Regions from separate parts of the Homo sapiens genome. Here regions 1 and 3 are each linked to region 2. Evidence: chromatin loops called from intact Hi-C (ENCODE). Cell type or tissue: PC-3. All regions are shown on one strand.

Evidence for each region. Hi-C counts contacts between places; a loop is a spot of excess contacts. Peaks named below come from ENCODE experiments on the same cell type or tissue, not always from the same donor. Only the 100,000 strongest peaks of a DNase experiment are listed, where the experiment ranks them.
Region 1: a loop joins it to region 2, with 3 times the contacts of the local background. A loop is called at or near these places in 7 of 110 quality-filtered maps.
Region 3: a loop joins it to region 2, with 6 times the contacts of the local background. A loop is called at or near these places in 9 of 110 quality-filtered maps.

Annotation. Positions count from the first base shown.
Region 1 is chr7:116,706,946-116,714,945 of GRCh38, reverse strand. The region is part of intron 2 of MET (MET proto-oncogene, receptor tyrosine kinase); the gene reads right to left. Among named protein-coding and RNA genes, the nearest start is that of COMETT, 23 kb to the right of the region's middle. In PC-3, no CTCF peak of the experiment used is centred here; a DNase peak (open chromatin) is centred at 3,675; H3K4me3 peaks cover 1,828 bases; H3K27ac peaks cover 5,084 bases.
Region 2 is chr7:116,772,695-116,780,694 of GRCh38, reverse strand. MET (MET proto-oncogene, receptor tyrosine kinase) reads right to left here. Exons shown (of 21, transcript NM_000245.4): 15 at 5,584-5,814; 16 at 3,226-3,306; 17 at 1,738-1,919. Among named protein-coding and RNA genes, the nearest start is that of CAPZA2, 86 kb to the left of the region's middle. RefSeq lists enhancers at 3,469-4,668, 7,927-8,000, 7,226-8,000 and a cis regulatory region at 7,992-8,000. In PC-3, no CTCF peak of the experiment used is centred here; DNase peaks (open chromatin) are centred at 2,864, 3,604 and 3,854; H3K4me3 peaks cover 2,227 bases; H3K27ac peaks cover 6,493 bases.
Region 3 is chr7:116,688,603-116,696,602 of GRCh38, reverse strand. The region is part of intron 1 of MET (MET proto-oncogene, receptor tyrosine kinase); the gene reads right to left. Among named protein-coding and RNA genes, the nearest start is that of COMETT, 4.6 kb to the right of the region's middle. In PC-3, no CTCF peak of the experiment used is centred here; DNase peaks (open chromatin) are centred at 3,812, 4,112, 4,722 and 6,642; H3K4me3 peaks cover 2,453 bases; H3K27ac peaks cover 5,680 bases.

The DNA of each region.
Region 1 (8,000 bases), 66 kb after region 2:
CTTAAGTTCATAAGTAAGGTCATCCATGGCTCTCCAAAATTTGTGGACCTGTTATCTGTCCACTATTATTTTACACTATTCTCTAATGCAGGGGTTGGCACATGTTTTTTGGGAAAGGGCTAGATAGAATATATGCTAGTCTTTGAGGGCCATAGGGTCCCTGTGGCCTGTGTGTGTGTGTGTGTGTGTGTGTGTGTGTGCGTGCATGTGAGTGTTTAACTGTATAAAAAGGGAAAAAAATATAAACAAAATAAGTTTTCACTTGTTGAGAATATAAAAACAGGCTATCGTTTGTCAATCCTGGCAAATGCTTCTACCTTGGGTCTAGCCTCTACATAGGGAGACAAAAGATTGACACGTACAATAGCTAACTGATGCAAAGTATAAGAACTCAGTTGATAGTTACATTCTGAAAACACTGTACTGGCAGTAAATCCTCTAAGACTAGGAAAAAAATAAGATCTGTGTGGGCTTAAACAGCTGGAGAAGGCTCATGGCAGAGGTCGAAGTTGAGCCAGTTCTTAATGGAAGCTGGATTAGTAAAGAGAAAAGAGAGATAAATACTTGGAGCAGAATATATTTTATGTATATGTGTATATGGGTTTATATACATATGTATACAAACGCATTTAAATATAAATGAAATAAATAAATCCTTTCTCTTGAGGTACCACCACAATTCAAAAGAATCAATTCTACAATGATATGGACCTTGGAATTCTAAGTGTTAAAACTTTTGCTTCTTTATCATCATTTCCTAAGGTGAATCAGATCTGAAACAGACTGTGTCCATGTGTTTTTGGTTAGCAGCCTTCATACTGCACTTCAATCATAGCCAGGAGTGACAGAGTGATTCATAAAGAAAATTGTTCCAAGTTAGGAAGGTTTTAATGCTTAGTGCAAAGAGGTTTTCTGCTTTCCTCTACTTAGTTAACAGAAACAATTTCAATGCACTTACTCATAGAAGTATAAGAGATTTTCAGAAGACACAACACCAATTACCCTGCACTAACAAATAAAACAGAAGTAGTTCTTCTTGGAGGTGGTAAGAGCCATGGTCTGTTTATGTGCCTAACAGTGTCACATTCAATAGAAACAGGTGATAAATGTCTTCACAGAGGGCCAGGAGAGATGAACGATGGATGAAACAAGAGTCCTTCAATTGTGTCCCAATATATCGTTCAAGCCCATGACTATATTCTAGCCTGCCATTAATCCAACTGTCATGACCTCTTATCCCTCCTTTCCATCTTGCCACCGTGGAGTGAGACTCTTTACTTATCTGCTCCCCTTGTTTCTGATAGGACCTGTTGATCAGAAACCTCCATCTGTGGGCTCCCCTTCTCAGCAGCCAAGGTCCCTGCCAGAGGCCCTTACTCAGTTCTCACTGCATCTACACCAAGGCCAAGCTCAGGAAAGCTTCTCTCTGTACCAAGCACGTACTTGGTGCCTTTGAATGTTGCCACTGGGATTACGATCCTGTGGCCACAGGAAGGATGGTGTTGATAAAGACCTTTGCCCTTAACTTCTTTTCCTTTTTTTTTTTTTTTTGAGACGGAGTCTCGCTCTGTCGCCCAGGCTGGAGTGCAGTGGCGGGATCTCGGCTCACTGCAAGCTCCGCCTCCCGGGTTCACGCCATTCTCCTGCCTCAGCCTCCCAAGTAGCTGGGACTACAGGCGCCCGCCATTACCCCCGGCTAATTTTTTGTATTTTTAGTAGAGACGGGGTTTCACCGTTTTAGCCGGGATGGTCTCGATCTCCTGACCTCGTGATCCGCCCACCTCGGCCTCCCAAAGTGCTGGGATTACAGGCGTGAGCCACCGCGCCCGGCCTCTTTTCCTTAACCCATATATCATTTTCAACTTGAAATCATGGATTGGTGACCAATAGTGAAAATCTGTGGACTTCAAATGAAAGTTTCAAGGGGGTATCTCTACTGGTGTCACTGCTCAAGCCACGCCCACTAAAGCATTGCGTAAAGTCCCTCTTACAGATGGTATCACCCGCTCAAAGGGTGAGTGCTGTTGAAAGGCTTGAGAAAACCTTACGGGAGCAGAGAAAGTATTCCCTCTTTCTCCTTTTAATGACTTTAATTCTGAGTTCCAAATTTCGATTACAAAACTCTGGAATTCCTATCTATTCACCCTCCCTATCTTAATCTTTCCTTTTTCTTTCATTTTTCTTCTTCTTTGTTCTTTGATCAATCTTCATTGCAGACTGGTGAATGAAGGAGGGTGTGTGTGGGGGGGACGGGAGGGGCATAGGTAATAGTGAGTAAAACTCCCCAGTTTTTCTCCAGTGCTAATTTAGCTCTTGAAAACTCCCCAATTCTATAAATTAGTTTTTAGGGATTTAGGGGAGAGACGGAAAAACTGTTTTATCTAAATAATTATTTTTATGAATCAGCATTCTATTTATAGTAATATATTTTACATACAGGGCTCTGTCATACTTCTTTGCTCATCCGATAAATGTATATATTGTTCAAGCTATTGTATTAGGTGCTGGGACTGTGGAGATAAATGGCATAGTTCATCCCCTCAGGGGGCTAACGATGGAACTGTTGGACACATTACCACGGAGTGTGATAAGAGACATGGTAGAAATAAGCAGAGTGCTACTGGTGTGCTCAGGAAACGCAACAAATCCAGAATATGGGGGGCAGGGGATGAGTTGAAGGCTAGGGAAAAATGTCCTGGGGAAGGAAAATGCCAGCATGGAAGTTTTAAAGAATAGGGAAAAAGTGTTCACTTGACAAAATGAGTGTTAAAGGGAATCTGAAGTGGACCAAGCTACACGTGTTAAGGCAGGGTTGTGAGGGAGGCTGATGGATTCTGGGAACTACAAGAATGACAGGTTGCGTGTAGGACAGGGTGGCAGTGCTGTGCTTGAACCATCTCATAACAGTTCACAGAGCCAAGTGTGTACATCTCTTCCTCATTGTTGTTCAGTGACTAACGCTGTTTCAGTGGTACCTTGAAACTGGCTCAGTGGGATATTTACACCATAGAAATTGGCAAATGCTACAAATTAGGGGCTTCTGCTGCCCCTCCCCCCAGAGTTTAACATTTACCAGCACATCACTGGGCGTGAAGGAGGACCAGGAAATAGTCAGGGCCAAGGACAGAAACTCCTTAAATATCATATTATTATCCCTCAGATTATCATCAGATATACAAATAGGTTTGCTCTTAACAAAGATTACTTACTCCAACAGCACTTTGGAGACAAATAGATTGGGTGGAGTTGAGGAGGAGCCACTGAGGTCTAGTTTTATCTTATTGGCATCAATGTCAATACACTAAACAAAAAAAAAAACCTGTCTGGAATGATAATATACAATTTTCTCTTTCTGCTTTGTGTGTATAGAGAAGAAAAGAAGTAAAAATTTTTAAGCTTCATATTTACTATGAATGAAACCAGGCTTTATTTTGAAGAAGGAATACAAGACTGAATTAGATTATGTTAATGAAGAAGTCTGAGATACGATAAATGATTCCTTGGAAATATTAAATTTCTTGATTAAATAGGTATTGTTAGTTGTCACCAAACCAGCAACTGGATAGAGTGCTTAAGAAACTCTTAAATGAGGCTGGAACACAAGAATGAGAAAGTCAACACAGGTTAATGACTGAGCAAGGTTGTGTAAACTATTACTTAATCCCAATTGAGGGTTTTCTGAGCCACTGGGGAACTACGTTCAGGTTGATAGACAAGAATAAGGTTAGCAGGAAACACAGCATTAAACAAACAACAGCTCAGTTTAATTTGTGATTTACCCGTACTTCAGAGTACAAAAGGAAAGCTTTGCTAATAGCAAGAAAGGTAAAATGAAGCCATGCCAACATCGTTATTAAAATAATTGGCCAGCCATTCACTGGAACAGAGATTTTATTATACATTGGCAGTGAAAATAGAAAATGTGACTGTTTCTTAACTAGTTCTTGAACCACCAGCATACAGGGTATTAACTAAGGTGCTGGGAGTTTTAACAGCTGGTTCCAAGAGCCAAGTGCATGCAGGGGAAGCTTTCATATCTAAAGATCACACAAATAATTAATATTTACTTATGAAAATTTAGGTGTTTACTTTCCAAATATTTCATAATCCTTCTTTTTTCATGAGTTCATCTGCATTCAATTGGATTGTTATCTTATCACCAGGGTTATAAGATATCAAATAGCATATAGTTAACACCATGGTTACCCTAGATCTCACAATAATTTGGAGGGTTTTTTTTTTAATAAGAAAACTTTCTTTTGTTAGGTGTGGTGAAGTCCTGTTGTACATTTTTTTCTGTGATCTGTAACTGTGCCGCAAATAGTGAACTCCAAAATTTCAGTACCGAGGTCAACATGTTTTTCTGTGCAAAATCTACTAAAAACAAATGGAGACAGGAGGCAGGCATGAGGCAATTATGCTACCTACTCAGCCTAAAAAATGTAATTGCTACTCATGTCTCATGTTTTTTTCTTAAGCATTTGGTTTTAAAAAGAATCTAGACAGAAAATCTCAGAATTAGTCACAATTTACCATACTACGGTATTACTTTTCAAAGCAGGCACATATAAAGCGGGTCCTCTTTGTACATGTCAATAATCTCTGCTTTGACCTTTTGAAATTAATTACAAGTTTTACCTACTTTGTTAAACTACTACTTATATATTACAAATCATTTTTTCAAACACTGACTAATATCCTTAATATCAGGCCAGTAACAGAATTGATCTTGTGCTTTGCATGCCCAACTCTACTTGAATCAATACCTTTCCTATAACAGTTCTGAAAGTGAGAGTAAGTTTAGTTGAGAGTAAGAAATATTGCTCATTTATTTCCACATTGGCGCCAGATAAACCCAATGTAATTGGTGTTTTTCACATTAGAAATACTTCTCAATTACTCTTACTAATACATTTATTCATTCTTGTTTACCATGATGTTGGAGCCACAAATAAGTTTACATTTAACAAATTATCAGTTAGATTATGCCCTATTAGAAATTCCTCTTCTTTATTCATTTAATTCAGTTCCTTAAGCCCCAGGATCACCTAATTTGACCTCATATTCATCTCTATTATTGTACTTTAGAACATTTCCAGAGTCTTGGACCTTCTCATATTATTGAATACATGAAGAAAAATAGTCTCACTTTCCTATTATTTTTCCTGAGGTTGTGTGTAACCCCTATACACAGTGTACTCTTGTAAACAGTTTTTTACACTCAAGATTCTGGTCGCCTTACGGGAAAATAAATAGTCCTCTGCCTGTAATTACAGCCTTCAGGAAGGGGCAAGCCAGTGACCTCTCTGACTTGTAGGCACAGGAATAAGCCCTGAAGCCTCCTATTCCCTTGGAAAACACCCCTTCTTTCTCGGCCAAGCAAAAATAAAAAAAATGAACACAAAGAAAGGTGAATATTTCTTTTGATGCCTCACACATCTTTTTACACCTGTATTTCAAATCTTCCTGGTCTGTAAAGATGACTAAAACAATACTGCTTATGATTCAGTCATACTTTGGCAATTCAGATGGTCTCTGTTTATCGTGTGAACACATAGATTTCTTTTGAGAATCCAAGTTTTTATATCAAATAAAATCAACACTATTGTTTATGATTTGCAAAGCATATGCTTAGGTACAAAGAAGCATGACAAAGTGCCTTCCCTACAAGACATAAACTTATTTAGATATTTGTGTGATTAAATATGTATAGATGAACAGGATTAAAATGAAACAGAAAGGCAACATGTGTCTGTAGGTAAAGATGAAGGCATTGCCTATAAACCGGAACAATATAAAGATGGCACTGACTGGAGAGCACTCATTTGTACATTCATAAGTGCTCATGATATCCTTGTGAGCACTTGTCTCTCCTTTGGCCCTCCATGCACATGATTCTCATGAGAAGGAAATGGTCTAAAAATGGATGCAATTGTGCAGAGTACAGTGCACAGAGGCAGAAAGACAATGTGACTTGGGATCACTTCAGCATCACATTCCCTTGAATTCTATTAATGTTTATAATTTTGATAGTTTCAAAAGAGCTTATTTTGTGTGTTCTCAGATTCTTATGTTTCTCTTGGTCATAAAACTTATTGGTAAAAGGACAATCCCCTCCTCCCCAAAGAGGAACATGTTCTTCTGACAAACGGGGTCCCAAGGGTTGGCCATAGAAGGAAGAAGAGGGAAACAAGGAAGAAACAACCTGGCCTATGTAAGAAACAGTGATTTTCAAAGAAGCTGATTAAGGTGACAGGCCAGGAAAGGCAGTGAGTGTGAGCAGGATCTAAAGTATGTTCTTAGCTTCTAGTAATCTACATATTATTTTCTTCATATGAAGAAGAACCACATAATAAAAAGTAACTTAATTCATTTAGAAATCAAAAGAATGTTTAAACACATTTACTGCTGTTTATTTTAAGGCAGGAAATGTTTTAAAAAGTTAAATTCTCCAGCATTGTACTACTTCTTGCAATGTTTTTCTAAGTGTAAGATAGTATGCACTAATGACCACAAACCACTTAAGAAAGCTGATTTAATGTAGCAGCTTGTAGTTAAGATGTAAAGCTTGTGAAATAAGTAATGACTATTAGTTTATATATTTAGTTTATATATTTGCCTGTGTACTAAAGACGTATTGCTTTTTTAAAGTTTTAAGCTTTATATAAAGGTTAGCTTTCACCTCCTCAGGACAGCCTTTTGTGACTCAACTACCAAATTTAGATATTCCCTCTCATTTGCATTCACAGATGTTTATTTCCCTCACAGCACATTTCATAAATTATCATGATGTATTTGTTCACTGGTGTGACTGAATGTTTACTGTCATCTTCACTAGTCTATCTGCTTGTTGAAGACAGGTACAGTCTAGCTCATTCTCCATTGTAATACTATCAGGTTTAGAGACTAAATAAATATCTGTTGAATTTCTGGTTGAATCTTGGTTACATGAATTAATCCTTTCCTCTGTCTCCTGCTGAAAACAATGATTACAAGGTTTTGGCCCTTTTATGCACTAAATAAAATGGTTAGGCTTCTAGCACTTGGCTTAAACTAATAAGATGAAAGAACAAGCAGGTAATGTAATTAGCTTAAGATAAATGGAAAATATTGCACATTTTATTGTCAAGATATTTTTTAGAGATATTAGTTTTCGCTATTGACTGCTACTGCATTAGTGCTTGTAATCTCCTTAGTGCATTAGCACTAAATACTATTGATTCACTCAGAGCTAACAGACCAATTTAATCTGTGCATTTTCCCCATTTCCTGAGCATGACTTCACCTATAGTTTAGTTAGTAGACTGGTTGCTAGATGCAAGTGTTAATCGGACATTTTAAAATTTAAAACATTGTTAGAAAATTTAATATCATACAAATTTACTTCTTTGATACACAGACACAAATTTTAACTAATCATGAATAACTATATATTTTGAGATGATGACTCAGCAAACTTAATTTTTATAAAATCAGCCTTCGAAGAGAATGGTTTACAAATCAAAACTAACCTTAATTCTCTCCTTTTATCTAGGGCACGATTTGAAGTATCATCTACCATTTTAATGTCCTCTGACTGATGAACATTTTGCTGATTTACCCAAATAAGACAAATGAAGTCAGACTTCACTCTGAATTCACAATGGTTTTTTTTTGTTTGTTTTATAGTTATACTGTTCATAAATCATTTTTCCCCATTTGTGATCACCAAGAATGGTTAAAACAAAGCTTTGGTCTAAATTAGCATGCAATTGCTAGACATTTTTCTTTCCTCTTGTGGGGAGACTGGAAAATATTTTTGAAGTATATATGGGTAGCTACACTTTGTCTGCTCCAACATTAGACTAGGTCTAGGGTGAAGTGCAGTAAACTGCTTCCCAAGGCAGAGTGAGGCTTTTAGAATAGGAAGTCAACATGGCTCAGCAAGTAATTCACATGCAAATGAACCTGCCTGGAACATTTTAGTTAGAAAAAAATATGTAATTAGCAGACTGGAATGT
Region 2 (8,000 bases):
CAGTTCCTGGTTTTAGGTTTCTCTTTAAGACACATCTGGGTTTGTGGTTGCTCTCAGTATCAGCTCCTTGGATTAAAAAAGGCCATGGCACTATTCCGTTCTGGATAACAGGAAATCTCTATCATGCTTTAATCCTGGGGTAACAGTACCCTAGAGAAGGTAGCACCTCCAGCCACATTAATCCATCAGGGTAATAACAAAAGTTGAAGTGGGAAAGTGGGGTCTGTCAGGGCAGCTGTGTGCTTTGTAAGGTCAATTCGCCTTATCTGCAAAAGTTCACTGCCAGGGAATGTTTTATTCTTTTGGCTGAGTAATATCTCATTACTCTCCTAGAGCTTATTTTCTCTGATAATTTGACCCCATATTTATAAAGTTGCTTTTGATCAACTTCATTACCTCCCACAGAGACTTGGAGAGCAGGAACCGAGACGGAGCTTGAGGCCTTCTATGAATTCAGTTCTTGAGATTCTTATTCCCACCCTCCCTGGTCCTGGCCTGGTGACTTTTAGGTCCTGGCATAAATGTCAAGAAAAAAATCTACCACTTGCAAGAGGCTAAGAACCTTTTTTTGTAACCCTTAGCTGATTCATTCAACAATTATTTACTGCGAGTCTATGTGCTAAACACTGTTTTAGGTGTTGGAGCCACAGCAGTGAACAAAATACACAAAAATCCTACCCTCATGAGCTTCCATTCTAATGGGATGAGGGTGTGTGTACATATATATGCATACATATACATCTATATAGCTATTGTTTATTTGTTTATTATCTACTACAGTGCTATTCAATAGAAATATAAAGCAAGACACACATGTAATATAAAATTTTCTAGTAGCCATACTCAAAAGTAAAAAGAAACAGGTGAAATTAATTTTCACAATGTATTTTTCAACCCCCAAAATCCAAAATATTTCAGCATGTAATCAATATAAACAACTACTAGTGAGATATTTCACCTTCTTTTTTTTTTAATACTAAGTATTCAGAATCTGGGATGTATTCTACACCGTACAGCACATTTCAGTTCGAACTAGCCTCCTTTTACATGTGGCTCATGGCCATAGTATTGGGCAGCTTCAGGCAGCTTCATGCATGTATCAGATGACAGTTAAGTGTGATGGGGGAAAATAGAGCAGGGAAGAGGAGTCTGAAGCCATGAGGGTGGGTGGTCAGTTGCAATTTTAAACAGATTAGGGAAGGCTTATGTTGAAGATGGCATTACGGCCAAAAGCTGAAGAAGATGAGGAAGTGAGATACGTGGCTATTTGCGGGGAGAGTGTTCCAGGCTGAGGGAGCACAAGTGCAAAGTTCCTGAGGTGTGAGAGTGGATGGCAAGGACAAGGAACAGCAAGGAACGCATCTGGAGTTAATTTTTCAATGCCTTGTAGAGTTAACATTCCATATGGGCTGAGGCTTGCTCTGCTTCCACTTCTCCTGTGCTGTGCACAGTTTCTGGCACATAGTAGACATGCAAAGATGACTAAATGTCCCTATCAGAGGGAAGGTAGAGCAAGGTTGCTTGCAGAGCAAGTAAGAATCATTGCTCCAGGAAACCCTTCCAGGTGTCACTATTTCCCACCAGGATAGAAGACTTTGAGGTGCATTTGAATGATGCTAACATTTTAAATGTGCATCTTTGGCTACTAGCTTTTTAAAGACTCAGAGCAGGCCTATTTTGAAGGGATGGCTGGCTTACAGCTAGTTTGCCAGTTAGTAAGCTTGGCAGTCAACTTACATGAGTCTCATTTCGAATGAAATTTCGAAGATCTCCATGTTTCATGTATGGTAGGACCACCAGCGGAGACCCTTCACTTCGCAGGCAGATTCCCAGGAGCGAGAGGACATTGGGATGACTAAAATCTTTCATGATGATTCCCTCGGTCAGAAATTGGGAAACTTCTCCTATGTCAGTGATTCCTGAGAAATCCAGTGGTGGAGACATTAACTTCATTATGGAACAGTGAATACTTTTGTCAAATTTAGATAGGAAGAGCAATGAAATGGTAAACCACACAGTTAGCATCTTGTCCTGAGGGTTTGACTGCAGAGTGTTCTTTTTACATCACATCTGAGTGAATGATGCCACCGTGCACTGTGCCTTCCAGTCACCACCTATGCCCACTTTTGCAAGATAGAGTCCAACCAGCCACCAGTTTGTCTCCTATAAACTTAGTGCAAAGGTTATACTTAGGTTTCATAAAGACTGTCCATTTATTTCCCTCATGGTCAGACTTCCAACAAAATTAACCATGTAGAACACTACTTAGCATGTTGATTTATATTTTAAAAAGACTGAAATAATTGTGACAGTAAAGTATCTTGCAGGAAAATCTTTCATTTGTGCACTTAAAGCTTATTAAGTCCCATATAAAGTTTGTAGTAGAGCTGGTTAACATTTTTCAGGCTGCTGCAATTTGCAAGCAGAAAATGAGAAATGGGAGTAGAAAACGCAAGCATGTGAGACCTGTCAACACAGGCGGAGCCAGGAACACTATGTATGTGGAGTACACTGTTTGTGTAATATAGTAATTTATGGCTGTAATTATGGCTTGGGGTCACCAATAAAGACTTAGTTTGTATTTGGAAGCATTCCCTTAAACAGAGTATGCATTTCATCTTAAAAAGATTTTCTCAATAACAGCTAAAATTTTAAGTAATGTTCCAGCATTAAAAAGGGGTAGGTTTCATTTATTTAGGAAGTTCATGTATGTGGAATGCCTCACTCTCCAAAAATGTGGATAAATGAGGTATTACCATACTTATGATTTTTCAATTTTTGGCCAGCGTAGTTTTCTCCTGTTTGTCTTATTTCATTTTTTATCTTTTTAATGGAAGTTGTGGTTAAAAAATAATTATAGTAATGCCTCTGGGTAAAATGAGTCATTACTACTGTAGGTGCCAACATGCTTCCAATAGTTTCCAGAAATGTCACTTGCAAAACAAATATTATAAACCAAACATAGTTATAGTTAAATGATACTCAGTTCATCCAAGAACCTCATTTCTCCTACCCCCTTACTAATGAGGGCTCTGAGGGATCATTTCAGGGGAAGTAGTTCAATAAAAGTCTAGAACAAAACAAATTTTCAGGATTAGGCCCATAATTTCAGTGGTAGCTGATTTTTCCACAAGGGGAAAGTGTAAATCAACGTTTTATTATAAGCTATTTATTAGGTTGCAAACCACAAAAGTATACTCCATGGTTAAATAAAATGCCACTTACTGTTCAAGGATTTCACAGCACAGTGAATTTTCTTGCCATCATTGTCCAACAAAGTCCCATGATATACACAACCAAAATGCCCTGTGCAAAAGAAAGAACTTGGTTAGCACTGCGTAACATTTAATTATGAAATAATTATTTATCAAACCCTTTATGAGCTTCATTTTATTCTTTCTTCTTTCTATACAGCAAAAGAGTACATTTAAAAAATACTTTTAACAATACCACTATAGGTACGTAGGTGTGTTTGTAAATATATATGTAGATGCAACACATTTCACCCAAGGATATAAGCAATGTGATTATTTAATTCATGAATAAGTTGTAGATGATATGACTCATATTAAAGCCTAACCTAATAAAATATTCAACCACAGTGGAACCACTGAAAAGGTGAGTAACATCGGCCTCATCAAATAAATTTTTTTAAAGGATGACATAGTATTTTAAAATATGAAAATAAAGTTAACCCACATGAAGAACTATAATAAAATAAGTTCTCTATATTCTAATAAGCTGAAATGAAATAAAAATGTTACCATTAAAAATAGGATTAGTATTATAGAATAAGGATTTCCCCATTAGTCACTGGTTAATACGTAATCCAGGTTGGCAGAAACTGAAAGGCAGTTGCCCAGATGAAGCAAATTCACCCTGACTCACTTCATCCAGTTCTCTCTGGCTTTAACCACATCATTTTCCCAATGGTAGCCTTTTATCCAGTGGCAGTAATTTCCCCCAGAGGTGCCAAATGTCTGATAGCTGTGTAAGTCATTCACTAATTAATTCATCCAGCTGGCCAAGACACCATGAGTGCCTAGTATGTGAGTGTCAGGCATTAGGCTGCCCTCTACTAATGCAAAGAAGAATAAAATAAAACTTATGCTTTTGAGTGCTCCTATTCTCCTGCAGAAAAACATATAAATACATAGTAGCTAATATTTATAGAGCTGTTAATGATTATAACTTCAAAAGAGAAATAATTGCCATTTTAGTACCTTTCATGATAAAAAATTCTAGTTTTCCAAATGTGTAGAATTAGAACACAATTAGTGAGTCCACACACTCTAAAATTGATGCAATTACTGGGATTTATAGGCCTATGACAGAACTATATATTACTCTGAAGAGAAATGGAAAGATGTTTGTTAACAGTGAAGCCACTCTTGGGGAAGAAGGAGCACACAAAGGATTACGCTCTGGGGTGTTTGACAGAAGAATGTGTGGATGCTACCACAGGAAAGTGAGAAGGCCTTGTGTTCATATAAGGGAAATCACGCCATCAGCTTCTCTTGTATCACACTGGCAGATGCCTGTACAACCTCTTGCAGCACATATAGAATAAAAGGGATCAGAGGCCATTTAGTATTAAGGGTAAAAGCTTTTTAGAAAAAAAAAAACAACAAGAAGAATGAAGTTCATTTCCCGGTTTTTGATTGGTTTCTTTTCCTGCTAAATATTTCCACAAATACTGTTTATGCTAGCTGTTATTGCTGCTTTGGCTAGCTTATTACAAATATTCATTTATCTTTGTATAAAGAAATTGGAGTGCATTGTAGAGATGATATATGTTGCTTTAGATCAGGAGAATGCTATAAATTCTCTGTCTTCTGATGCTGTCCAGCAGTGTACAAACTGCTATAAACCAGGCTTCATAGAGTTTGTCACTGTTCTCAGGGTAAAGAAAGACTGGAGAGAGATTGAATAAAAATACTCAAAATTAAAGGAGTGATATTTATTTATTTATAAGTATTTATTTTTTTGACATGGAGTCTCGCTCTGCTGCCCAGGCTGGAGTGCTGTGGCACAACCTTGGCTCACTGCAACTTCCACCTCCTGGGTTCAAGCAATTCTCCTTGCTTCAGCCTCCCCAGTAGTTGGGATTAAAGGCACCCGCCACCACGCCTGGCTAATTTTTGTATTTTTTTAGTAGAGACGGGGTTTTGCCATGTTGGCCAGGATGGTTTTGAACTCCTGACCTCAGGTGATCCACCTGCCTCGGCCTCCCAAAGTGCTGGGATTACACGTGTGAGCCACTGCGCCTGGCCCTGAGTTTTAGAAGAAAGTAAATGGCACCTTTGAAGAAACTATAATTGCTAGTACACACAGGACGAGGACGAATTGTGATTTAGTTCTAATATATTTGGGGGATTATCCAATTGCTTCCATGCACAAGGGCAAATCCCCACGGATATGATTTACAGGGCTACATTTCTATAGAACAGAAATCAAGTACACTTGTTATCACTGCTCTGTCAGTTGCTTTCACCATTGTCTAAGTTCCTAATCTGCAAAGGCCAAAGATAAAATGCTTACTGGAAAATCGTATTTAACAAAAAGCTGAGTGGAAATACTTACCTCTTCCTATGACTTCATTGAAATGCACAATCAGGCTACTGGGCCCAATCACTACATGCTGCACTGCCTGGACCAGCTCTGGATTTAGAGCACTGAGGTCAATGTGGACAGTATTTTGCAGTAATGGACTGGATATATCAGAGTCCCCACTAGTTAGGATGGGGGACATGTCTGTCAGAGGATACTGCACTTGTCGGCATGAACCGTTCTGAGATGAATTAGGAAACTGATCTGTAAGATGAAGGAAAATTATTAAAGAACAACAGTAAAACCTCATTTAATGGGGACTGAAACAGGAAGAGCTTTTATAATGGAATTAGTTTGATAAAAATGATAATAAATTGGGAAAAGATACTAAGTTATATATACAAGCATTTCATTAGATGTTTACAGATTTTCATTTAAGTAGACTAAGTATTAATTTTGAAAGCTTTTTACCCTCATTTCCTTAGACATTTCTCTCTTTATCAATAGCAAAAAGCCATGCTTATGGTTTATTTTTGAATATACTATGTCCTTAAGAATGGAAGCAGTGGTAGCAGCAAAGGTAGTTGAGCAATTGCCTCGTCTCACAAAAATCCAGCTCAAATATAAGAAAATGAAAAAGATGCCTTTTGAGACACTACTATTTGTTAATGGAATTAATTACTATTGTGCAAAACCTATGGATTCCTGGCCAAGGGAAAAATACACATATGATTAGAAATAAATAATGGCTATATTCCCAAAACTGAAAGCTTTTCACATTAGTGGTAAATTCTCCACTGTGCAGTGATGGCACTGGATTTAGTGTTACTGTTGTTTAGAGAAGGCAGGTTAGATCTCGGTTAGTGGACCATCCTTGTTGTTTAGTTAAGGACACTATGAAAGGGGTAAGCATTCTTTATAAGTTGATCTTTATAACCAAAGCTCTGTAAGAACCTCAGGCAAAGTTCCCTTTTGCAAGGAGAATTTTTTTTTTTATTTCAGGGGAAGAAATGGTGCTGATAGTCAATTTCTTAATGCCAAATAGGGCATTTCCACTTTCCCTTTCTCTTTCCACTGGGAATTCACACATATCAAGGAGGGGGCATCATAGCCACAGCAACTGACATGAAGATAAACTAGGCATAGTATTGAAATGTATTAGTATGTAACACAGGGAGAAGGTTATGTGGGGGTTCCTCATTAGCACCAAAATGTATCATTTGTTTGCAAATAAGCAGGAGAATCAGAATCTGAGAGAAGGGCATAAAAAGAATGCTGTTAGTACCTTGACTATTCCTAATCCCACTTGAGCATTTTTAGTATTTTCTACAGTGGACAGTTTGATTAATAATAAATGAACTTGGCCAAAAGTGGTTCCAGAAAAGCGTTGGGCATCAATTACAGTTATAGTAGACACTAGCCAGAAAAAAGACAAGAGCAACCTTTAAAGAAGGATGTGGAACATCAGTGAAGTACCTGAAATGTTGGGTGAGTGAGGAAGGAAGGAGCCTAGCTGGGTACTTGCTCCCTTAATTCCAAGGAGTCAGGGTCTCTAAACCTTCCCCAGGGGATTGGGAATGCCAATCAGCCTCTCTAAACTCAGGTCTTTCATTCTCACTTCCTAAAGCCTTTGCATCTGGAGATCAGGGCTCTAAATGCTTAAGGGTGCACAGATTGAGGGAAATCCTTGGTGAGACATGGATAAAAGCCCTTTGGCATGAAAACGTGACTCTTCAGCTAAATTCCAACATGTGCAGAAACCAATTGAAACCATCAGTGTGCCACCCTGATGTCACACCACATAGCACTCTAGGTCTCCGTGAAAAAGTCTGATGAGAATGCTGTCCCCACCAGATGTAGAGAGGAAAGCTCTGCAGTTGCCTCTTCATTAGGTTTTGGCTGTGCACCTATTTTCTCATTCTCTCTAAATGACCCTCTTTTACCTGTTTTCTTTTCATGTCTCCAAGGAGCAGGCTCAATGGAGAAAAGAGTGTGAAACTCAACCTTCTTAGCAATGATGACAGAGCTTTGGTGAGTAAGGAGGTTCAAAGAAGATTAGGTAAGTTTTTTTTTCAAAGAAAATTTGTAAATTTTAATGATCTCAGATTAGAACTATGAAATGTGCATATAAAATACTAAATAGATGCACTAAATGTGCACATAAAATACTAAATAGATCTAAATTTCAAAACAATAAACTAGGTTTGATTTTTCCACACGGTTAAACGAATGGATTTTTAAAGGTGAATGGAATCAGGGCAAAGACAATGTTTACTATGTGTATCTCCATAGAAATAACATAAACTTCAAAACATAAGAGGTAGTAAGTGTTGAAAATGTTAAAATGTTAAGTGCTTCATTGCTCTTGAACTTGTTTGGATGAGCAACTTCTAACTTTTCCAGTATCCTCAATGATCTGTGACTCATTTTATTTGTCCAATGGTAAATAT
Region 3 (8,000 bases), 84 kb after region 2:
AAGGTCAGTGAGGCATCAAGAGAGCAAATATTGCACTGTGTCACAAAAGCCAAGTGAGGGTCTCAAGGAGGACGTTGGTCCACATGGAACCCGTTTGTTGATCTTCAAGGCAGTAGTTTCTATAGTAGTATCAGATGTTAAATTGAGGGAATGGGTGATGAAGAAGTAGAATGTTTATCAAAGGGAAGACAAGCAAAAAGTAGTAACAGGGTGAAAAGGAGTTTAAATTGTGGGAAAGACATATGATTATTGGCAGGACCCCCCTTTCTTCTACTAACATTTATTGGATGTCTACAAAGACATGATGCCCTTCCCTGGGAAGCTCAAGTCACTTGATGGTTAACAGTTATCAGAATGCAGAGGAAGGGAGACCAACTCGACTGGAAATGATGCTAGAGCCGAGTCTCAAAGGAGGATAAAGAATGAAAATTCCTGGCTGAGCGCGGTGGTTCATGCCTGTAATCCTAGCACTTTGGGAGGCTGAGGTGGGCAGATCACTTGAGGTCAGGAGTTTGAACCCAGGCTGACCAACACTGTGAACCCCCATCTCTACTACAAAAAAATTAGCTGGGTGTGGTGACAGGTGCCTGTAATCCTAGCTACTTGGGAGGCTGAGGCAGGAGAATTGCTTGAACTTGGGAAGCGGAGGTTGTAGTGAGCCAAGATCGTGCCACTGGGGGTACAGGTTATGAAGGGATAAGCCAAGCTAGAGAACTGTAGTTGGACCAGAGGACAAGATGAAGCCTCAGTAAGGCAAAGCCATGTAATAATAAAAATAACAAGAACATGTATTGAGTGCTTACCATATGGGAAGCATTCTGCTAAACTCTTTGATTTACTCTTCATCACCACCCTGTGAAGAAGGAAGTATTATTATCCTTCTCTTCTAGATAAGCAAACTTGCTAAAATCACACAGTTAGAACCAAGATTCAATTCCACGTCTGGCTAACAAGAACCCATCCATGCTCTTAAGTGCTTCACTATGCCGAAGCAGCTTCCAAAGCGAGGTGGGAGCATGCACTAGAACAGAAGTCAGACAATCAGCCCTCTGATTCTAGCCCTTTCCCTCTCTAGCTGTGTGACTCCAGGCAATCACCCACCTCTGAGTCCCAGGGTCAGATATTCTCACGTGACCATTTTAAGGATCAAAAAGAGATCTCATCTCTGAAAGCACTTTGATCAATATAGAGTATATATAAATGCTTGCTATTTTATCTGTAATTCTCATTGTTTTGCAATGTACTAGCAAATTTTTGGTGCTGGTAGAGGGAATAACAAGGGATAGAAGAAAAGGATTAGGGACAATTTGTTGTACTAGAGGGCAAATACAAACTGTAAACCAAACTGCAAATATGTATCTAAACCATCTAGAGCACAATGGGAAAAATAAATATTATGTGAAAAGTTAACTGCACTTATCAATATGGTATCAGTGTATCTAACAAAATTGAGCTTAATATATAATTTATTGCTGTATTTTCTGTAGAAATTATAATGAAAGAAAGGAAACGAATTATTATTGCCAAAAGGGAGAAAAATATTGTAACCAATTTGCATGTTAGTTGATGTCCATTAATGCAGTGTGAAGTGTGAATGACATTTTTTCTTCTAGGCTTTTTGAAGGAGCCTTCAAAATAATCTGTAATCCTAGCACTTTGGGAGGCAGAGGTGGGTGGATCACGTGGTCAGGAGATCACAACCATCCTGGCCAATATGGTGAAACCCCGTCTCTACTAAAAGTACAAAAATTAGCTGGGTGTGGTGGCGCATGCCTGTAATCCCAGCTACTTGGGAGGCTGAGGCAGGAGAATCTCTTGAACCAGGGAATTGGAGGTTGCAGTGAGTTGAGATTGCGCCACTGCACTCCAGCCTGATGACAGAGCGAGACTCCATCTAAAAAAAATAAAAACAAAAACAAAAAAATTAGAGATATTATATTAAATTATGTTTTTAAAATAAGATTCATATCTTAAGGTTCGCACATAAGTCACACACTGTACTAAATCTCAGTGGACAAGAATCCAAGAAAATGTACACATGTAGAAATAGGCTTTTTGTTACTTCATTTGATGAAATGGAAAATCAGTGGGGAAGAAGAATATATTTTCTATTTAAAGAAAAACCCTCACAGAACACAGTTGGAGTTAGTACCTTAATCTCCTACACCTTCTTTACATTATCTGTTACCATATGGTGATGCCATTTTTCAAGTGAATACATCAAAAAAAGGTTAACTTTTTTAATTAAAGAAAAAAATGGGACTAGGGCCTATTGTCAGCAACAGAAATTTTAATTAAACTAGAGGTTTCTGTTTAAACCTCAGATAATGAGAAAATGTAATCACCAAAAACGCCCCATTTCCTTGATCATTCCCATTAATAAAGGCCCTTCCCCATTAACAAAGGTGTGTGTTGGTCAGATCAGATCTTTTCTGGGAAACGTTTTGTGTCCTTCCTAAGGAAAGGAGGGAGACCTTTTAGAAGTATTTGGCGCTGAGCTGGGCACTATGATGATAACTGCTAGTTAAATGAGTGACAACTGAGAGGCCAAGTGCACAGGCACTGGCCAGATTTTAGGGTTTAAATCCAATCACTGTCCATGTTACCTTAGGCAAGTAAGTCTAAGCCTGTATTTTCTCATCTAAAATATGGGCAGGATTATAGTACCTACCTCACTTGTGAGAGTTATTCTAAGGATTCAATAAGTTAATGCATGTAAATCACTAAGAACACTGCCTGGCACATAGCAGGTCAATGCATGTTCTCTATTGTTCGTACATGGCCCCCAACAAACACTTATAAGCATCTAAGTGTCAGATACTGTACAGAGTGCTGAAGATACAAAGATAAATAAAACGCTTTCCAAATGTCAGTGAGATCTCAGGCCAGTAGTGGAGATAGGCAGACTATAGTTTAAACTCAATGTAGAAATGTCTATGGAGGCCCTTAAAGGGGAACTTAACTAGGACAGAAAGTCACGTGGGCTTACCAATCAATCAATCATGGTGCTTTCCTCATAATGCATTCACAATTCTGAGGTCAAACACTGGAGAGGGCCTAGGTTTAGTTGTGGCAGTGCAGCTAATTATTTGTATGACCCAGGCAAGTCACCCAACTCCTCTGAGGTCAACTGCTTTCTTATTTGAAAATTATAATGCTGAACCAGCTGTGTGCTGGCTCATGACAGCCTACTATGTGCATCTCTTCCCAACTTGTGTTTCAGTGACCTCATCTTGGTAGCCTAAAATCAGCCATGGTGGCTGTATTGACACCATAGAAATTGGCAAACACTACAAATCAGGGCTTGTTATTAAAGCCCGCAGAGGGATGGTTATTAAATATTTAATGGCATACTCCTGGGTGGAACTAAAGAACTTCAAAGTGTTTTCCAATTCTAATAATTTTCAACTCTGAGATTGTTCCTCTATGATTACATTTTACACCAATGCCATTGACTTGGCATATTATTGCTTTCACTTCCTCATCTATGTAACTTGCCAGATCTGGCTGTGTGAGCATTTTAATATTTATATTGGTAGTGAAATACTCCAGAAATACTTTCACTTTTCATATATTTTTGTCCTGATATATTTATTCCCCCATGATGTGTCTGGATCAGGCTTTCAATATAGACTGTCTTTTCACTGTTTCTGTTATTTTTGCTTTCTGAAATAGAGCTAGCCATTTAACCAACTTTGAGTTCCCTGCTAAAAGGAACACGTAAAGATGATTCAAACAGACTGACTAATTCATTCTCTTAAAATGTTGTGCACATATCAGGTGAAAGTGAATCATCCATAAAACATTTCTTTATTTCTTTTCAGATGAAAGTTAAGGTAATATCACTGGCAAAACATTTCCTGGGAGTGATCATCTCAATGGCACCTTGGCCACTAAACTATTGATATTTAGGAGTACTTCCTTTAAAGAAGATGGCTGTTATTAATAGTTACAAATACCAGTTCAGCCTACCTTTAAAACCAGCGACTTAATCTGTCCACCATCTGCCCACCTCTGGTTTTCTCATTCAACTAGCTTACATTGGTCTTTTCATTTCCCAGAAATCTAGCGATACATTCAAATCTCTAAGTATTCATTGAGTAATTGTCAACACTATGACTGTCCTCATCATAAAAACATTGCAGAGCCTACAAAAATGTATATTGCATTCAAACACCGATTCCTCAGGAAAAAACCCAACAGAGGCAATAGAATAAGTTTCTTCTTAAGAGAGAGACTTTCTAAACCGTGACATAGGTAATTTTGCTTTCTTTAGGGATTAATTTTCTTAGCTGTCATAATTTATAACTATGTAGATAGCACTTTATAGTAAATAGATATGGTCAGCTCCATCATCTCTTCTAATCATGATTACCTTATAAGGTAAGCATTATCCTGTGTTTCCAGATGACAAAACTGAGGTTCAAAGAGGAGAAAATATTATCTGAAATCTACTAAATGAGCAATTCAGTTCTTCTGAGTGTATTTCTAATTGTTTTAAAATGTATGATCCTTATTTGAATTGTTTTAAATTATTTGCATTTCCTGGAAAAGATTTTTATTCCAAAGGCACAGTATTTTAATAAATACCTCTTTTTACCTTCCCAGAATCCACTGTCTCTTATACCGGCAACTCTTTTGAAAATTCTCCCTCTCCTATCTCCTGGGACTGTCAATCACATGGTCTACATCTTTCAACACAGAATGAGTGTGCAAACCAGGCTGGCCTTTCAACGAACTCTGTTCTCTTGACACGGAGCTTGGTCAGGGTTGAGTATGTGGCCAAAGCAAGGCCAAACAGAATCTCTTTGGAGATTTAATATGGATGCTGGGAGAGGGCCTCTTTCATTCTGACAGCATGAGCACTAAAGATGATGTTAACTTGGGATGTCTGATGCCCATCTTTGCCACTATGTGGAGAAAGCCAGCCTGAGCATGAAACTGACCCAAGAGGCCAGAGAGCCCAGACACGGAGGGAGGCAGGCTCCTGATGTGATTGTCTGAGCATCTGTATCCAGCCATGTCTTAAGCTAAGGCGAGCCAGTAAAATTTCTTCTTTTCTTCCTTATTTCTTTTTTTAAATAAGTTTAAAAATGATTCTTTCATTCCTTGCTCCTGAAAAGGTCCTGAGCTAACAATGTCCAGTAGACAATACTACAAACTTGAGTTTAAACACAAAGTCAAGTGCATAAAACCAACTTTACGTAAAATATTCAAGTAATTGGGACAAAGATGGTCTCTTTATTTACTTGAATAATTACTTTAAATATTTCACTTTGCATTTGAGAACATATCTATTAGTTAAGATTTCTGAGGTGGTATACTAGTATTTTCTTATTATATAATTCTAAAATCTTCTACAATATTTACATAAGATAATCTCAAAATGGAAATAATGGATCTAAGTAAAGAGTTAAGATATAGAAACTGGAAAATATTTCAACATTGCTTTTAAGTGCAAGAAAGGGATTTATGATGATGGAATATGGCTGAGGCCCCATATTAAGGAAATTACAGTCATAAAAATAGCCATGGCTAAATCTCCAGGAAGACTTGCCAGAGTGAAATCTTAGGGAAAAATCTTAGCCCTGTCCACATTTATATTATGTTTATTAACTTTAAAAGTAGGTCTATTAAAATAAAGTTAAGATTCCAATAGAAGATTCCTAATGACATTTAAAATACTGTATTTATAAACACTCACTGTTTATGAAGAATCATATTACATTATATCATATGATATTAATCAAGTATTTGGGAGCACCCATTGCATGCCACGTACTTGACTAGATACTAAGAGTTTCTTCCCTCAAAGAGTGTACAGTCCGTGGATTTGAAGATAACAGGATAAACTCCGAAATCTAAATGTGCAACCTAAATGGAAAAGTGGATAGATCCACTGGGCTGAAAGCAAATTTGTAAACATGCTTAGTTGAATGCTTGATTCTTATGCCTAAAGACTTAACAGTTAGTGTTATGATCATCAAAAGCACCTACATTTACTTTAAAAAGATAAAACAATAGGCCATGTCAAAAATCCCTTCTATCGTAGCCAGACACTACCTTGACAATGGTTTCCAACAGTGAATCGAAGGGACAGGAGGAATCTTCAGAATTTTTCAGTGCATTCAACTGCTCTTTGGTATAATCACATTTAAACAGCCCAAAACATTCTGGAGACAAGGTGGAGTGTAGTGGAGAGAGTGTGGGCTTTAGTGTCAGACAGACTTAGATGGGATGTGAATATGGCCTTTTTCACTGACATGCCTTCTGATTTGAGTGTCAGTTTCTTATATTCAAAACGTGGGGATAATGATATACATCTCATGGGTTGGCCATGAGAGTTGGAGATAAACTGTGAGAAACACTGTCCTTCAGTTATGCAGCACACCCTAGCATTTAATAATAGCTACTATGCTTATTATCCTAACTTGTGTTTTGGCCAGTTTTTGCCTGCCCTCATAAAAAATGAGGAAGTTGGCACAGTCCCTTGGGTGAGACCACTCCAAATACCTGGTGACTGTTTCATCACTTTAGTCCTCTCATCTAAAGTTTAAATAGTGTTATTTCTTCTTTTCCCACCCTTTAGCCATCTTGTGGTTTTCCTCTAACCTCGGTTCAAGTTCTTGAAGCCCTTCGAAAATTGCCCCCCAAGACAGAAGCCACAGTAACAGCCTCCCATACTAGAGAAGTAAAAACAAATAGGAACCAGTATTTTAACTCTTTAAAAAAGAGTTAGCTCAGGCCAGGCACTGTGACTCACGCCAGCAATCCCAGCACTTCAGGAGGCTGAGGCCAGACGATTGCTTGAGTTCAGGAGTTTGAGACCAGCCTGGGCAAACCCCATCTCTACAAAAAATAAAAAAATTAGCCAGGCATGGTGGCATGTGCCTATAGTCCCAGCTACTGTGGAAGCTGAGGTGGGAGAATCACTTGAGCTAGGGAGGTTGAGGCTGCAGTGAACCGTGATCACACCATTGCACTCCAGCCTGGATGACAGAGCCAGACTCTGTCTCAAAAAAAAAAAAAAAAAAAAAAAAAAAGAGTAAGCCCATATCCCAACTGAGATTTAGCAAGTAAAGATATAGGATGCTGAGTTAAATTTGAATTTCAGATAAACAGTGGATAATTTGTTTAGTATAAGCATGTCCCAGGAATGTATTTTATATGACAATCCTAGTCGTCAGCAAATGGGGAAAAATAAGGGAACAATAATCTTTTTTACCCACAAAACTCACATTAAAAAGATTTGGGCCAAATCTATTTATCTGTTGGGGTAGAATGTTTTTAAAGCTTTCTGTGGTATATATGTATTGCAAAACTGCATAGCATTTTTTCATTTGGGTTTGCTTCTGTGCATCTAAAACATGTTTTAAAAGTTCCTGGCAGGTGGTTTTAAGTGTCATATGAAGGTATAACTATATGAAAGGGAGTAAAGAAACTTTTTCCCCTCTATAGTTGTACTGTATGTGGCAGCCTGTCATTTACATGAAATTTCTGAAACAGAAAAGGTATTCCCAGATTGATTTACATGCTTTATTTATAATAAATGAGCTTATTAAAAAATTCAAATACAGGTGGCTATAGGAGATAAACAAGTTAAGCTTTGTACAGGAATGATTTGCATGTGTTATAATTAATGTTTCCAGGGGGTGCTCTAAACGGTTTCTTGATTATTACACAAATGTTGTTTCTTTGACAGATAGTGCTTTTATTCAGATTCTTATCTGTTTTTGCATCCCCTCTTAGTCCTATAATCATTTAAAAAGTTGAAAATGGCTGCCTGTTAGCATAAGAAAAAGCCAATTGTGCATTTTCTAGTTGTAACATATGATTGAGACTATTATCCAACTCTGATATGGCAAGAGTAAAGATAAAAAGAATAGAATGCCATTATATCCTCAAGATTATCCTTTATAAATTCATATTCTGTCAGCAAACATCTTTGTCCTTTTAAGAATGGTTGAAAGTACTCAACTTCTTGGAAAGAAGAATAAATG